3 separate regions of the Homo sapiens genome follow, and regions 1 and 2 are each linked to region 3. The links are chromatin loops, found by intact Hi-C in ENCODE. Cell type or tissue: PC-3. All regions are shown on one strand.

The links. Hi-C counts contacts between places; a loop is a spot of excess contacts. Peaks named below come from ENCODE experiments on the same cell type or tissue, not always from the same donor. Only the 100,000 strongest peaks of a DNase experiment are listed, where the experiment ranks them.
Region 1: it touches region 3 in a loop (6-fold over the local background); 2 of 110 quality-filtered maps call a loop at or near these places.
Region 2: it touches region 3 in a loop (2.4-fold over the local background); 2 of 110 quality-filtered maps call a loop at or near these places.

The regions. Positions count from the first base shown.
Region 1 is chr16:61,899,272-61,901,771 of GRCh38, reverse strand. CDH8 (cadherin 8) reads left to right here. Exons shown (of 12, transcript NM_001796.5): 3 at 299-593. Among named protein-coding and RNA genes, the nearest start is that of CDH8-AS1, 18 kb to the left of the region's middle. In PC-3, no CTCF peak of the experiment used is centred here; a DNase peak (open chromatin) is centred at 1,091.
Region 2 is chr16:62,040,229-62,042,728 of GRCh38, reverse strand. No RefSeq gene overlaps it. Among named protein-coding and RNA genes, the nearest start is that of CDH8, 5.0 kb to the right of the region's middle. In PC-3, a CTCF peak has its summit at 1,117 (motif pointing right); no DNase peak of the experiment used is centred here.
Region 3 is chr16:61,791,070-61,793,569 of GRCh38, reverse strand. The region is part of intron 7 of CDH8 (cadherin 8); the gene reads left to right. Among named protein-coding and RNA genes, the nearest start is that of CDH8-AS1, 130 kb to the left of the region's middle. In PC-3, no CTCF peak of the experiment used is centred here; a DNase peak (open chromatin) is centred at 1,089; H3K4me3 peaks cover 862 bases; H3K27ac peaks cover 2,374 bases.

The DNA of each region.
Region 1 (2,500 bases), 110 kb before region 3:
ATAACACATATATTTTTGTATTTTTCTCCTTGACCTTTTTATCATTCTAAAAGCATGTTGTTTTATACTAAACAGGCCAGAGTACTTTTTAAGGACTGTTCTAACTTATTTAGATGAATTTCATTATATTTTATTCTTAATTGATATCCGCACAGCTGCATACACTTTGTACAGCTACTATTAGCAGAAATTGATGATGTTATGTAAAAAGAACCAACTTAATATTCAAAAAGGAGGTAGTTAAAAAAATAACTTTTCAGATTGCTCCATCACTAACTAATGCCATTTTTCATTTCAGCTACACACAGACCTGGATCCTGGGAGCAAAAAAATCAAGTATATCCTATCAGGTGATGGAGCTGGGACCATATTTCAAATAAATGATGTAACTGGAGATATCCATGCTATAAAAAGACTTGACCGGGAGGAAAAGGCTGAGTATACCCTAACAGCTCAAGCAGTGGACTGGGAGACAAGCAAACCTCTGGAGCCTCCTTCTGAATTTATTATTAAAGTTCAAGACATCAATGACAATGCACCAGAGTTTCTTAATGGACCCTATCATGCTACTGTGCCAGAAATGTCCATTTTGGGTATGTATGCTTCCAATTTCACAGATCTATTAAAAGTCATCTTTAGAATAGCTCCTGGCATCAAGGATGGTGTATTGCTGAATGAAAGACATTTATTACCACCTTATCTCTAATTTGCATTTCCAAATCCCCCTTTTTGGCCTAAGTTCCACAGCTCAGTAGCTTTAGTCCCTTAGTAACAGGAACTGATGGAAGAGCAATTTTATTAAAATATCTTTCCTTACATGACAATACTTCAATAAGCTGAATTTGTATTCCTCTCATAGACTTGTAGTTTGAGTATTGTTACTGAGGCAGATTTATCAAGATTTGTTCTAACATGCCAAGCTAATCCTGTTGATATTTGCTTGATGTTTAATTATTTGTTTGTGTATATTCACATGCAGATGCAGCACACAGAGAAACAGAAAGTCATCTAGGTCTGTAGTCAGCCAGATATTAGGTTGCTCTAGTGGTTCATGTCTAGGGTGGATTAGGCAATCGACATTACCAAGGGCCTCTGTATTTGTGTCCATCTTAACAACATTTTTTAGGAGTGACTGCTAGTACCATTGACCCACTCTCAATTTTTCTGAGTCATTGAAGACTCCATCACATATTACAGAGCAGTCTGTATTTCAAACATGATTTTATTCTTGTTTCTCCCTCTTTGGAATCTGCTTATCTATCCCTAAACCCCTGCCATGATGATAAGAAACCCCTCAACCCAGACATTCTATAATAAAAGGAAGGATTTTAGAGCTCTTCCTTGTATGATAAAAGTAGTAGGCAGAATCTAAAGTTCAAAGTATAAGATTACAAAAGCCATTTTTTAAAATGTGTAGTACATATCCAAGTTTGTTTCAAGTTGCATTTAAGACAGCCTATAAGGGTGCATGCTATGTAGTAAAGTCACATAGCTTTGAAGCAGGTGAACAAGGTGAGACAAATAAACACAGGTAGAGATAAATTGGAAGCCAGAATTTGGTAAATACAGACATGTATATTCATTATTTAAAGCCCCCAAACTTAACATTAAAGGAACTGCGAGAAAAAATAAAAAAAAGAAATATGATCAAGAACCCTGTTCTCAAGTTTTATAAAATTAAGTTGCTCAAGAAAATTGCAAATAAATAAAGATATGAACACCAGAGGAAGTATACAGACATATAGTGTCTTCAATAACATCTTCACTTTAGACACAAATAAAGGCCAAGTATTGATTATGGTTTTCAAGGCTAAATTGGGTGACCATTGTCAGGTATAGTACAGAATGCCTTACCTCCCAAATGTGGTCCTGATATTTTAATTTAGCAATCCAGTGAGATACTCGTGTGTGTGTGTGTGTGTGTGTGTGTGTGTGTGTGTCTTTATAACATTCCTGATGGAAATTAGTTGGAATTTAAATTTCAAATAAAGAAAAATCTTTTGTAGAATAAATGACTTAATTTGCAAGTAAGTTATTCTCAGGCATTTCTGAGAAAGAGAATATCCTAGTTGTTCTCCTTGACTTGATCTGTTTTATGTTTGAATGACTTTCTCTTATTTTGTCGCGTACTCCTTAAGGTGATTTTGTTCCTCAGAGTTCTTTTTTCTTCCCCATAATACCTTTTCCTATCCCTCTTCCTCTTTCTCACCCTTCTCCATTAGTTCTCCTCCTTCATTTTCTCCTCCTGTTTCTTCTTCTCTTTATCCCCTTGCCGTTTCCTTTTCTCTCTCCTTCCCTCCATTGTCTTTCATGGTCACCCCTGTATCTTCAGCCACTTGTTTAATGTGGCTGGCCGTAAAATCATATGCCTTGCCCCATTGGTCTGCTTAAGCTGTTAATCCACATTGTCAGTTGCTTTATGAACATTATCATCTGGATATTTCAAAGACAGCTCAAATTTCACATTAAAAATCAAACTATGTACATGGCTGAAGCTGGA
Region 2 (2,500 bases), 250 kb before region 3:
TAAAGAGATACTGCATGAGAAGAAAGTAATGAAATATGTCATGTTAGCTTGCCTTTCTCCTTTCTTGCCCTTCAAAGTATTGTAGCTATGAGGATATTAATAAAACACAATGCTGCATAATAATCACATCACTATAATAGTAATCTCCAAGTTATATAACAGGTGTCTAGATATCTTACCATCTGAACAGATGCCAATACATAAATTTGTTTACAGGTATCTCCTTTCTCAGAGACTAAGAGTTTAGCGGGTGGCATCTGGGTGAGTAAAAATACCTTCTGTTATTGTTAGTTTGTTTTAAAATTTAGGAAGATATGCCCAAATGTATGTCTTGCAGAAATTTTGCCTTACTATTTAACTATATTTATCCATACACAGACATGTTTGCAAAAACAAGTGTATTTTTCTTCTGCAAATATCCTTTTCCATTTTCTACCATTCCAAATCTCTTAAGTAAATCCACTATTTACAATACAGCTGTTTTAACGACATGTTTATGAAAATACAGATCCTGATCACAGTTTCCCTATGGACTACCAAAGAGAATTTGAAACCCCGTTAGTAGTTGCAAGATGAAAGTCAAGTTCAAATGTGTATCGAATTGTATCTAAGGAACTGAAATTGTTTTATAAACCTCAGTTAGACCTCACACCACCCCCCTGAGGATGGAAAGAAGTATTATGCACTCTTATGGAGACACAAACTTAAAATCCATTGAAAGTTTAATCACTTTGCATCAAAAGCCTTATAGCTGGTCCGTGGTGGAGTGAGGAACAAAACAGAATTTCTTCCTAGGGAGCAACTTACCTTCTTTTATTTGCCTGATTACTAGAGTGTATGAAACTTCTGGAAAATTATGATGAATGTTCAAAAGAAACCCCTGAGAAAGGATTAGCATTTGTTTCTCAGTTTAGAGAATGAGTGATTAGTTTTTCATGCAAAAGCAACAGCACCTTTTTTGTTTTGCTAAACACTTAGGTGGAAATGACCCCTTTGAGGAAGGAGAAAAGAAGAGCAGAGCAATTCAGGAATTAGGATAGCAATTGGTAGAATATTTCTCTTTCTTTCTTCTTTCCTCCTCCTTGTACATAGCAACATGCACAGATATTGCACGCTAGAGGGCACTTGAGGTAGAAGAAAAAAAGCTTCGGCATCCATTCTAACAGGACTAGTTGCCTATGCAGGCGGGAGACGGCAACCTAAAAGCAGTGCCCTGATTTCCACATGGCAGCATCTTTAGCAAAAGAACAAACAAAAATCCTTAGTATTATCCAGCTTTGACTAATAAAAGAAGCCTGTTCACATTCTCAATAATTAATTTCCCTTCAATATCTTGTAACATTTGTCCGCTGCATATACATGTGGTCTTCTCTCTAATAAGCATCTTGATAACTAATCACAACTATAAATTCCATTTTGCACATATTAAGATAATTGTTTTCCCTTCACCTCCCCTCCTCCATACATCTGTATTCCCCTATATATCTGCAATGGCACATTAGTATAAGTGTGCAAATATCAAATAATGGTAATCTTCTAAGCCAAACTTAAAATTAATTAAATGTAATTATTATATTTTAGTATGAAATACACTCTGTTATACCAAAGTAGTAGTATTTTAGGGAGTGGGGTACCTTTTTTACTCCTCTTTCTTCTTTTTTTATTCTTACTCTTTTTTCTTCTTTCTTCTTTTTACTTGGAACACATTGGGAACTATTTTTAATTTTTTCCTCCTTTTTTCTCCTAAGTTAAACAAGAGTGGTCTAGAATCTTAATCTAGTTGCTATTCTCCTACAGAAGAAAAAAAAAGATAGAGAAAAACCCAAACACTAATATGCTAAGTGTGTAGTCCACAAAACCTGGACTGGCTTATTTGATAGCTTTGTATCAGTCCTCTTAAATCTATTTACTACCCCACCCGCCGCCCGTCCGACCAAGTTTCTGTTCAGAAGCTGAATTGAAGCTTATCTCTTTTCTAGTACCTGGGAAGATGGAAGATAATGCCATTTTGAAAACCTTCTCCAAAATGCTCTCAGCACAGATGTGGTTTTCAGAAAGTGTTTACACCTCCATTTACTGAAAGTATAATGACAAACTCAAGATTAGTAATTATAGTCAATATTCAGAGATGCAGGCCTAATTTCAGGGACAGCTAAAACCAGCAAGCCAAGAAATGTAGAGCATCACAACTCTGAATAGCAAGCTCAATGATGATTTTATGTCAAGAATTCATAACTACTTCTAAAGAAATCAATTTAGTTTTTCAAATCCCATACTAAACATTAGTGAGGTACTCAGACGATAAATTTAGTGTGCTTACATTTTTATTCTTCTTTTCAAATCTTGTTTTTTAAGATAGTATTTTGTCTTAAAACAGAATATTCTGGGACAAAAACAGTAAATATTAACACAATACACTATTTTATTTTTTTCCTTCTCATCTTTATACATGTCACAAGAGAAAGAAATTGCCTAAAGCAGTGTTCTCAGATGTTAGCAG
Region 3 (2,500 bases):
GCAGGGACATGGATGGAGCTGGAGGCCATTATCATTAGCAAACTAATTCAGGAACATAAATCCAAATACCACATATACTCACTTATAAGAGGGAACTAAATGATGAGACATATGGACACATAAAGGGGAACACTGGGGCCTGCTAGAGGGTAGAGGGAGGGAGGAGGGAGAGGATCAGAAAAAATAACTAATGGATACTAGGCTTAAGACCTGGGTGATGAAATAATCTGTACAATGAATCCCCATGACACACATTTACCTATGTAATAAACCTGCACATCCTGCACATGTAACTCTGAACTTCAAATAAAGTTAAAAAAAAAAGAAATGAATTAATCGAAATTCTGAAAGTTGGGAAGTCCAAGATTAGCATGCCAGTGTGATCGGATTCTGGTAAGGGCCCTCTTCTGGGTTGCAGACAATCAACTTCTCACTGTGTCCTCACAATGGAGGAAGGGGGCTTGCTAGATCCCTGGGGTCTTTTTTATAAGGGAACTAATTTCATTTGTGAGGGCTTCACATCCTAATCACCTCCTGAAAGCCCCACCTTCTAATACGATCACCTTGGGAGTTAGGATATCAACATATGTATTTTGGGAATCACACAAACATTCAAATCATAGAATGTTGTGTCCCAGTTTGGGGTTCAGAAAATTGAGTACATGTGTAGGCATTCAAGGATGTCACCATGATACAAATGATATGAGGGCCCTTCACACTGTGTTATACACAGCGGTCAGCACACACATGTTGGTAAAGTGTGGCACACCTATCATCTCATGTGATCTTCACAGCAATCTTGTTAGCCAGGGACTATTACTATCCCCATTTTATGCATGAATAAGATAAGCCCTTTATGTGTTTGGTTTATGCATGAACTTCACAATGACTCAGAAGCGAGTATTCATTCTGGTTCCGCTGTTTAACAGTTGTGTTACCTAAAATGTCCTAGTTCCTAAGAGTTTTATTTTTCTGTTATTCATTATATAAGAAACCAAGAAAAGAAGGGTGGGAGAAGGAAAAGGAATCTAGCACTGTGCTTGGTACAAATTTGGTGTTTCATGCATGCTTGTTGACCAAAACGTTGAGTCAGAATTTTTGTGCTGTTTAGTCATTCTTGGGAGCTGTTATCATAAAGTCTACTAGGCAATAAAATGTGTGAAATTTCTACAGAAGCAGCAGGAGTTTTCCAAAATAGTTGAGGTAGACTTTAAAGTGAATTTTAAACTAAGTCATTTCTTTCCCATCAAGTTCCTTCTATTGTGTAATCTGGTAATATTATGACATTCCTACCTCTGATCTCACTAAAGGGCTGTATTTATAGACTATTTTATAAATTCCTATGACTCACCCCATAAAGTCTGTCATGATCTGGAACTTTAAAAAATGAGAAAAATATCTCTGCCTTTGTTAGAGTTATGGGAGTTAAATAACACACATTTTTTTAAAGTTTTCTGCCATTTATAAATTCCCAAGGAAGAGCATTCTTCACTACTTTCTAAATAGGGAAGTTTATTAATATATCATTTAATGGGAGATGAAGATGACGATGATGATGATGAGCCTATTTTTAGTACATACTTAGTGCCAGAGATTGATTTAAGCTTTGTTTTTAGTCTTCACAACTGTTCCTGGGATATAAATAATTCCTATTTCACCAGCAAATAAATTGAAGCTCAGTGAATTTACTAATTATCCTAGAAACAGCAATACATAAGTAATAGAGATATAATTTGCTCTAAATTTGAGTTCTGCATGATGCATATTTGAATAAAGGATTCACAAACAACAACATTTTTTAAATGCCAACTTCCAAATACCCCGTTTTTGCTCCCCATGCTTCTTTGGGGCTAGAAATTCTAGGCAATTACTGGACAGCAACCAAATAGCCATGGAATGTGTTTCTGATTTGGGATTCATGAGTATCAGTGATCAGACTGATTCTTGTTTACTGTGGCCTCTGGGAAATTGGTTGACGCATGGATGTGTGAAATATCAGCAGTGAGATAATAAAATTACTAGAACCAGAAATGCCTGCAAAGTTATTTATGAATATAATGCAGAAAGTGATAATTAATCCTCTGGACATTTTTTAGCTTTTTTAAGAGTCAGAGTACACATGATATCTGAAGCAAAACACATGTCTGTTTAGTTATTTTACAGTTAAACTTGGAATATCATTGGTTGAATCAGCCATCATTATTCCCCAGGAAAATGGCTTTTGGTCTTCTTTCCATAATACAATACATTGAAACACTTTGCAATAAACACATCCTCATGTTCAGGATTTTGTTGAGAGCAATGTTAACTTACCTGTCTCTCAGTTCTTAAATTCTCTCTGAATTTCTTCAATTATCCTGGGGATTGGGGATGGGAGTGATTTGTAAATGCCTAGTGTACAGGTAAAAGTCAGTGTCTTAGTTTTTATTTGTAGTGAAGTCATTACTAAATGGGCAGTTATTATTTCATTTCATAATATATTTTTTCAAATGATTTCTCA